Regions from separate parts of the Homo sapiens genome. Here region 1 is linked to region 2. A link is a loop called in an ENCODE intact Hi-C map of the cell type or tissue named here. Cell type or tissue: PC-3. All regions are shown on one strand.

Region 1 (5,000 bases), 54 kb after region 2:
CGGGCGCCTGTAATCCCAGCTACTCGGGAGGCTGAGGCAGAAGAATGGGTGAACCCGGGAGGCAGAGCTTGCAGTGAGCAGAAATCGCACCACTGCACTCCAGCCTGGGTGACAGAGCGAGACTCTGTCTCAAAAAAAATAAACAAATGAATAATTAAAAAATGGGCCGGGCACGATGCCTCACACCTATAATCCTAGCACTTTGGGAGGCCAAGGTGGGCAGATCACCTGAGGTCAGGAGTTCAAGACCAGCCTGGCCAACATGGTGAAACCCCCACCTCTACTAAAAATACAAAAAAAAAGCTGGGAGCGGTGGCTCACGCCTGTAATCCCAGCACTTTGGGAGGCCGAGGCGGGCAGATTGCCTGAGGTCTGGAGTTCGAGACCAACCTGACCAACATGGAGAAACCCCATCTCTACTAAAAACACAAAATTAGCCAGGTGCGGTGGTGCATGCCCGTAATCCCAGCTACTGCGGAGGCTGAGGCAGGAGAATCGCTTGAACCAGGAAGGCCGAGGTTGTGGTGAGCCGAGATCACGCCATTGCACTCCAGCCTGGGCAACAAGAAACTCCGTCTCAAAAAAAAATTAGCCGGGCATGGTGGTGGGTGCCTGTAATTCCAGCTACTTGGGAGGCTGAGGCAGGAGAATCGCTTGAACCCAGACGACAGAGGTTACAGTAAGCCAAGATCCCACCATTTCACTCCAGCTTGGGGAAAGAGCGAAACTCCATCTCAGAAAAAAAAAAAAACAATGAATACATGTGGAAAACGGGAAGAGGGTATAGCAAAAAGCAGTGTGATCTGGAAGCCACAGGATCTGGGTTTTGGCCAAGAGTCAACTTACTATCTAGCCTTGGGCAATTACCTAACTTCTCAATCTCAGTTTCTACCTCTATAAATTAGGGATAATAAATACCTGTCCATGAGGAGATGTGAGGAGCAAATGGGATAAAGTGAAAACCTGAAAAGTACGGTTCTATTCCAATGTAAAATACAGTATAACTTCCTATCTAAACCAAAAATGCTGAGTAAAAATCTGTAACAGTAAACAAAAGATCAAAAGAACAGTGAAAAGAGAATGGAAGAACACAGAAGACGTTGACAATAATTGTCTGTAGATGCTGATATAAAATCAGAAACGATTTTATATTCTTCTCCCATAATAAACAGGGATTATTCACATAATGGAAAAAGTAACAGACTTTCAAAAAAAATCACATCTTACCAAACTTTTCTTTAGTCGCCACATATCCCCACGGCCAATATACTGATCCTTAAAAGTTAATTCCACTAGGTCAAGGGTCACATCCTAAAAGGAATAATCAAATGATATCTCTGACATTACTTTGCCACACTTTATAGTCAGAAGGTAATGCCCACTTACCATGGAAAAAAACTTATTGCAAAAAAGAAAACTACTGGAAGACCATTCAGTAGCAGAACTCTGATGAACAGAATTATATCCTGCAAAAGCACACTTTTCAGTATAGTTGGTAAATCTACAACTGATCCTATAGCTGCTGTAGCACATTGAGTGTGATGGGTAGTGGGGGACTCATTCTGTATTTTAGTCTGGATTCTGGCACACAAACATGACACTTACCTATGTACTTTATTTCCCTATTAATGTCAATAGTACTTTCTGGACAATAATTTTTATCTATTATAACATCACTTCTTGAAGAAAAATGAGAATACATTTTAAAATGTTAGTATTTTAATAGAAAGTTTTACATATAGTTTCACATACAGAAAATGGTTAGGACAAGCTTCAAGAAAAGTGGTGGTGGGTTTTAAATGCAACCTACATACTGCCTACATTCTAAATGACATGTAGGCTACATATTTATTTAGTTATTATTATTTTTTGAGACAGGATATTGCTGTTGCCCAGGTTGGAGTGCAGTGGCACGATCTCAGCTCACTCACTGCAGCCTCCGCCTCCTGGGCTCAAGTGACTCTCATGCCTCAGCCTCCCGAGTAGATGGGACTTCAGGGGTGCGCCACCACACCCAGCTAAGTTCTGTATTTTTAGTAGAGACAGGGTTTCACCATGTTTCCCAGGCTGGTCTCAAACTCCTGACCTCAAGTCATCCGCCTGCCTTGGCCTCCCAAAGTGCTGGGATTACAGGCATGGGCCACCACCCATGGTCTACATGTTTAGTTTTACAAGACAAGGTCTTGTTCTGTTGCCCAGGCTGAAGTGCAATAGCGCACAAGCAATCCTCCTGTTGCAGCCTTTCACGTAGTTGGAACTACAGGCATATACAACACACCCAGCTAATCTTTTAGAAAAGTTTTAGTAGGCAGGACGCGGTAGCTCCTACCTGGAATCCCAGCACTCTGGGAGGCCAAGGCAGGTGGATCACCTGAGGTCAGGAGTTCAAGAACAGCCTGGCCAATATGGTGAAACCCTGTCTCTACAAAAATACAAAAATTAGCTGGGTGCGGTGGTGCAGGCCTGTAATCCTAGCTACTCAGGAGGCTGAGGCAGGAGAATGGCTTGAACCTGGGAGGCACCAGTTGCAGTGAGCCGAGATCACGCCACTGCACTCCAGCCTGGGCAACAGTGATACTCCATTTCAAAAAAAAGAAAAAGGAAAGTTTTAATAAAGACAAGGTCTAACTATGCTGCTCAGGCTGGTCTTGAACTCCTGGCCTCAAGTGATCCTCCTGTCTCAGCCTCCTGATGTACTGAAATTACCACACCTAGCAGGCCACACATTTAATAGGCTAACACTACACTTAAGTAACCCATTGTTTCCTTAGTAATCTAACCTTGAGGAAGGGTGCTTATTCCAAAAAGATATTCAAGTACAAAACAAAGACATACCTTAGGGTCTACGACATTAACATAGACATCCTGATAAGGTCTCAGCCGGAACACTTGAGTCACAGTCTGGTCCACACTGATAGTTTCTAAAACAGAAACAATATCTGGCTCAGATAACATATTTTGAAAAAGCAGATCCATATATTCTAATCTATAAACACTCAACTCAGTAAGCAACACAATTGATCATCTGACACGGGCAACACACAGTCTCTTCCTTTCAGGAGCTTAGAATTTAAACAATTCTCTGCTTTTTAGGTGAAATAAGACCAGAGCCTAAGCAATCAACAAAAATGGAGAGAAAAAGGGAGAAGGGAGGGAAAATAAAGAATTTAAGAAGGAAGAGGCTGGGTATGGTGGCTAACACCTGTAATCTCAGCACTTTGGGAGGTCTAGGCAGGAAGATCACCTGAGGTCAGCAGTTCGAGACCAGCCTGGCCAACATGGTGAAACCCTGTCTCTACTAAAAACACAAAAATTAGCCAGGCATGATGGTGGGCGCCTGTAATCCAAGCTACTTGGGAGGCTGAGGCATACAAATCGCTTGAACCCCAGAGACAGAGGTTGTAGCGAGCTGAGATCGTACCACTGCACTCCAACCTGGGTGACAGAATGAGACTCTGTCTCAATAAATAAATAAATTAAATAAGAAGGAAGATAAGAAAGTTCAAAGACCTGTAAAACTCCAGAAGAGAAAGGAGATCTTCTCTTTGGAATGAAGTTATCAGTGGTAAAGAAGAAACAAATTTTTCAATGAGCCCTTAAGTCTGGTAAGAAACGTAACATGGGGCAGGAGATAAGGGGAAGGTATGAAGGCCATTCTTAGGATTAAGGTTTTATAGAATTCTTTTAAAATCTTTAAATTGGCTGCATGTGGTGGCTCAGCAGATCATGAGGTCAGGAGTTCAAGACCAGCCTGACCAACATGGTGAAACCCCGCCTCTACTAAAAATACAAAAAAAATTTAGCCAGGTGTCGTGGTGCGCACCTGTAGTCCCAGCTACTCAGGAGGCAGAGGCAGGAGAATTGCTTGAACCTAGGAGGTGGAAGTTGCAGTGAGCCAAAATCACACCACTGCACTCCAGCCTGGGCGACAGAGGGATACTCCATCTCAAAATAACATAACATAACATAACAAACATAACATAACATAACATAAAAAACATAACACCACACAACATAACAATAAAAATGAAAACTTTAAATTTTTTTTTTACTGCTCCTTGCAGAGCAGGGATAACCCATAGGCAGCGTAACCAGAGTAGCCAGGTTTTATAGAATGTTTTCTCCTCAAATTGAAATATTGAATTGTTAAATATGAGTGGATAGCCAGGCATGGTGACTCATGCCTGTAATCCTAGCACTTTAGGAGGCCAAGGCATGAGGACTGCTTGGGCCCAGGAGTTCAAGACCAGCCTGAGCAAAAATTAAAAAAAAAAAAATTAGCCAGGCATGATCCTGTGGGCTGGGCGTCTGGGGTCTTAGCTACTCGGGAGGCGGAGGTGGGAGATGGAGAATCATTTGCACCCAGGGAGGTTGAGGCTGCAGTGAGCCGTGACTGCACCACTGCACTCCAGTCTGGACAACAGAGAGAGGCCCTGTCTGAAAGGGAAAAAGAAAAAAAAAAAAGGCAGGGGCAATGGTGCAGTGGCTCACGCCTGTAATCCCAGGACTTTGGGAGGTTGAGGCAGGCAGATCACCTGGGGTGAGGAATTTGAGACCAGCCTGGCCAACATGGTGAAACCCCATCTCTACTAAATATATAAAAATTAGGCCGGGCATGGTGGCTCATGTCTGTAATCCCAGCACTTTGGGAGGCCGAGGAGGGCGGATCACGAGGTCAGCAGTTCGAGACTAGCCTGGACAACATAGTGAAACCCTGTCTCCACTAAAAATACAAAAATTAGCCAGGTGTGGTGGCGTGCACCTGTAATCCCAGCTACTGAGGAGGCTGAGGCAGGAGAATCCCTTGAATCCAGGAGGCGGAGGTTGCAGTGAGCTGAGACCATGTCATTGCGTTCCAGCCTGGGTGACAGAGTGAGACTCCATCTCAAAAAAATAAAAATATAAATATAAAAATTAGCCAGGCATGGTGGTGCACGCCTGTAGTCCTAACTACCTGGGAGGCTGAGGCAGGAGAATCACTTGAACCCAGGAGGCGCAGG
Region 2 (5,000 bases):
ACTGGATGTTCGTAACACATTCAGAGCATTGGTTCAAAAAGAGTTGTTTCTATAAACATAAGCCTTCATTTCCATTGCCCTTAGCATTAACTTATTCTAAACTCAACAGTGGGATTTATTTCTGAATGACCAAAATCACAAAAGTCAGAGAGGTTGCCCAAAACACACAGCATGAATCTCCTGTCTCAGCATTCCAAATCCAAAGAATTTCCTCTCTTGGATTCACCTTTGACTGAGGTTTAGAAAAACCCACGTTTGAGGTTTACAAAGTGTGTTCTGGATTCAAAATAAACCTAAAACAGGGCCTAGGTAACATCTCAGGCAAAAATGTCAGGATGTTTGCTTTGCCCTTCACCAACTGAAGGGAATGCCACTGGCCAACAAAGGAAGGCCCTGACCTCATACTGTCTTTTCAAGTCTTCTAAACAACATTTTGTCAATAGTCTGTTCTGCACATTGTCCTGGGTGCTGGAGAGTGTTCTCAGGTTACCTTCCAGAGCCCTGTGCACATCCTCACCTTCCAGCAGCTTCATGATATGCTAACTCCAGCAGCTCTGCAGAGGAGTGAGTTGGATCCCTCTGCCCGCTGCCTTGTAGCTCCGCCATATTCTGTCGGGTCTGGTGGTGGATCTGGATGGCTTCTCCGGATGGCCCTACCCAGATAAAGAACCACTGAGCATCATTCCCACCTGATAGCTAGTGCTGTGCACTTAACTATACTCTCCCTTCTTTCCAGCTACTGGGATACAGATGTTGGTGAGATTGAAAGAAGAACACACCACAGAGGGTGGCTCCCAAAGGACATCTGCTCTTCCAAGCAGGACCCATCCTACTAAGGAGCCTCACCTTTATCATCCTGTCTAATCTGTTAAGAATATTTTAGGATATTCTGCCTCAGGTGTGTCAACTGAATAGCCACAGTGAAATATACAAGTATAGGAGGCATGGCCCCTTGCCAGGAGGGCTAACACAAACTCAGTAAGAGGGAAATACAAGTGAAACACCAAATGATTCTGTTAATACCTAGGAGAGTAACAACTGTGACTCTAAGAAGCAGAAGATGTTTAAGTGCAAAAAAGGCAGAGTAGGAAACAAATTACAATTAGTCAAGTCTACAAAATGAGGCTTCCTGGGAAAGGAGAACTTGTAGAGCTAAGTGTTCAACAAAGTTAACAGCGATTGAAGGAAGAGGGCATCTGGGTAGATGAAATGATACCTGTGAAATCCCAAACCTGAAAGAGGCAAAACGTGCAGGAGACCACAAGATTAGCCAAGAAGGAAGAGAGCCTCTGAGGATAGGAATGAGGAAGACAGGGAACCCTGATGAAGGAGGGCCTTGGCTACTGAAAGGCCAGCTAAACAGGAGGAAGAAGCGAAGCAAACTGTTTGCAGAATATGGTTCCAATAAAGTGTACATGAAGAGTGGGAGGAGGAGAAGCACAGAAGCATGAAAAGATGAAGGTCACTGAAGAAACACCAAGAGTTCTAAGTGACCTGGAAGGGAACCAGTGGAGACAATAATGGAGGGGAAAGGACACAGAAAGAAACAAGTAGTGTGACTGATTATAGCAGAGATAAGGGGGCAGAACGGGGTTTAGGCATGACCCCCCAGTTACAGCCAAATGATTCAGATCTATTTCTCACTTATTTAACTTTTAAATATTAAAGGCAAGTACAAAAGAAAATAGGCATTTCCAGGTATTCAGCAGGATGGTTTCCATGAAAAAAATAAAATAAAAATTTGGCCAGGCACGGTGACTCACGCCTGTAATGCCAGCACACTGGGAAGCCGGGGTGGGTGGACTGCTTGAGATCAGGAGTTTGAGACCAGCCTGACCAACATGGTGAAACCCCGTCTCTACTAGAAATACAAAAATTAGCCAGGTGTGGTGATGTATGCCTGTAATCCCAGCTACTTGGGAGGCTGAGGCAGAAGAATTGTTTGAACCCAAAAGGCAGAGGTTGCAGTTATCTGAGATCACGCCACTGTACTCCAGCCTACGTAACAGAGTGAGACACTGTCTCACACACACACACACACAAAATCCTGGAGTTTAATGCATTTGTTCCTTTCCAGCTCAATAAGAGCCCATTAAGCTAAAGTTTAATTTTAGCCACAGCTTGAGACAATCTTACTGTCATCTTCTTGAGAACAGAATATAGATAAAAAAGAATGGACTAGGAAAAAGTGAATTCAGGGGAAAATTTTTTTTCAGTTGTCAGAGAGACCTAACAGAAAACAAAACAACATAACTCCTTGTAACCAAGACAGGATATCAATATCCAAGAGATCTAAGAGAAGAAGGAATGAACAAGAATGAGGGACATCTGACTTAGGAAAGAAAGCAGGTGGCAATGCATAGTTCCTCTCAAATAGAAACAAAGGGCCGGATGCGGTGGCTCACATCTATAATCCCAGCACTCTGGGAGGTTAAGGTGGGCAGATTGCTTGTGTCCAGGAGTTCAAGACCAGCCTAGGCAACATGGTGAAACCCTGTCTCTACTAAAAATACAAAAAACTAGCCAGGCCTGGTGGCACGTACCTACAGTCCCAGCTACTTGGGAGGCTGAGGTGGGAGAATCACCTGAGCCCTGAAGGTTGAGGCTGCAGTGAGCTGAGACTGCACCACTGCACTCCAGCCTAGGCAACTAGAGTGAGACCCTGTCTCAAAAGAAAAAAAAAAAAAAAAGGGCAGAAACAAACAAAAAAGCCCTCAGGTTTATACAGCTAATTAGTTACAAAGCCTATTCCCAAGTGCATCTTCAAGGATCTTTACAAGAACCCCTGGGATGGCCAAAGTGGGCATGGTTATCCCATCTTACAGGTGGAGCAACAGAGGCACCTGACCAAGGACACATGGGTGACCGACACTGAGGACCAGGGCTAGGAGCTCCTAGTCCAAGGCTCTCTCTTAAGCAACCAACTTACCCACAGGAAAAGTGTGCATCCAGCGCCTTCTGTTGGACGTAAGCTTCATGGGCATCCGAGAGGGAGCGAAGGGGTTAATCAGTGCTCTCTGGGGCGTGTATCCACCAGGTCGAACATGCAGCATGGATTCTGCACTGCCAACGTGAAACCTCCCTGGTGCACTGGAGTCTCGCTGTGGTGGCTCCATCATGTTCTCCAGGACATCTGCCAGTTATCATGGAGTTGAGTCACAAAGAAAAACCACAGAACCACAGTGAAACCAGAGCTAGGTAGAATGATAAACCAAGGCTGACAAGAATCTTGGGCATTATAAATGTCAGGGAGTGAGAGAAATGAGCAAAACTGTCAAACTATAAAGAAATGAAATATGTTTGCATTTGTTTGCTTTTAAATACTTGGGAGAAGGGAGTTTTGGTTCTAAATTACTGGCAAAATGAAGTCACAACCAAATCTGATGGGAAGGACACTGCCTGAAGATCCTGAACTTTGAGCTGGAAGCAATGACTGAATGATGGGACTTGAGTTGTCTCCCTTGGGAAAGGAACGAGTATATTCTCTAAGAGGGAGGAACAATAAAAATAGCTATGTGGTCACCAGAAGGGCAGATCTTGGCAGAGCTAGTCAATGTCTTCACTATAAACCCATTTGATTTTCCTACTGGACACAAGACTATAGTTCCCAGACCCTTTGCAATAAAGCCAAATGACTTAGTTCTGGCCAGGTAGAAATTATATGCTTCAAATCCAGGCCTGGACCACAATGATCTCCACAAATGATCTGCATTCTTTTTCCCTTTGTGGCAACCCAGGAGACCAATGTTGATAATCATGGCATCCCAGGATGGAAGGAACCTGAGTTCCTGAATGGACTGAGTGGATCAGTAGCCCCTCCACTGACTTAGTGGGCTGGGACATGAGTAAGCAATAAAATGTTATTATGCTAAAAAAATTACTGAGAAAAAAATAACGAAGAAATGGATGCCTCCAGCCTTGACCAGGCAAGGAGATGGTATGATATTTAGACACCACCTGTCTGGCGCAATGGTAGACAGGTCCCATTATGGAGACAGAGACAGCATGCCTGAGTGGATCAAAGAACTGAAATCCACAACCAACTCTTCTTGTGTGTATTCCATGTTCATTAAGCAACCACCCAGATGAAAAAGTGGGTCCAGCAGATGCAAACTCCAAGGAATTTGTCTTGGCCATCATTATCTACCCAATGCCTAGCACAGAACCTCATACACTGTAATACTGTATTTCATTCCTCAAGTTGCTTTGCAGGAAAGAAGAGAATGTTCAGATTTCTGTGAAAGTTTTACTGTTCATTGTAAATTAATGAATTGATGCTCTAACTTACAAAATAAAAAAGAACATAGTCTAGTTAGTTATTAAGGAAATAAAAGAGAAAAACCTAGTAAAAAAAAAAAGATGAGTACAGGCCAGGTACAGTAGCTTATTCCTGTAATCCCAGCACTTTGGGAGACCAAGGTGGAAGGATCACTTGAGCCCAGGAGTTCGAGACCAGCCTGGGCAACAGATTGAGACCGTCCCTACAAAAACTTTAAAAACTAGCCGGGTGTGGTGGTGCACACCTGTAGTCCCAGCTATTTGGGAGGCTGAAGTGGGAGGATCACGTGAGCCCAGGAGGTTGAGGCTGTAGTGAGCCAATATTGTACCACTGCACTACAGCCTGGGCAACAGAGTGAGAACCTGTCTCAAAACAAACAAATAAAAGAAACCACCCATGAAACTGCTCAGGCCATCAAGGGTATGCATATATAAAAAGCCACCAAGTATATGAAAGATGTCACTTTGGCCAGGCAAGGTGGCTCACGCCCGTAATCCCAGCACTTTGGGAGGCTGAGGTGGGCAGATCACCTGAGGTCAGGAGTTCGAGACCAGCCTGACCAACATGGTGAAACCCCATCTCTACTAAAAATACAAAAATTAGCCAGGCATGGTGGCAGGCACCTGTGATCACAGCTACTCGGGAGGCTGAGGCAAGAGAATTGCTTGAACCCGGGAGGCAGAGGTTGCAGTGAGCCAAGATCACGCCATTGCACTCCAGC

Evidence for each region. Hi-C counts contacts between places; a loop is a spot of excess contacts. Peaks named below come from ENCODE experiments on the same cell type or tissue, not always from the same donor. Only the 100,000 strongest peaks of a DNase experiment are listed, where the experiment ranks them.
Region 1: a loop joins it to region 2, with 2.5 times the contacts of the local background. A loop is called at or near these places in 7 of 110 quality-filtered maps.

Annotation. Positions count from the first base shown.
Region 1 is chr22:31,762,896-31,767,895 of GRCh38, reverse strand. It overlaps DEPDC5 (DEP domain containing 5, GATOR1 subcomplex subunit), which reads right to left. Exons shown (of 43, transcript NM_001242896.3): 5 at 2,836-2,921; 6 at 1,228-1,311. Among named protein-coding and RNA genes, the nearest start is that of DEPDC5, 11 kb to the right of the region's middle. In PC-3, no CTCF peak of the experiment used is centred here; no DNase peak of the experiment used is centred here.
Region 2 is chr22:31,817,155-31,822,154 of GRCh38, reverse strand. DEPDC5 (DEP domain containing 5, GATOR1 subcomplex subunit) reads right to left here. Exons shown (of 43, transcript NM_001242896.3): 22 at 2,930-3,133; 23 at 518-653. It also overlaps the pseudogene RPL17P52. Among named protein-coding and RNA genes, the nearest start is that of DEPDC5, 66 kb to the right of the region's middle. In PC-3, a CTCF peak has its summit at 2,976 (motif pointing left); no DNase peak of the experiment used is centred here; H3K27ac peaks cover 439 bases.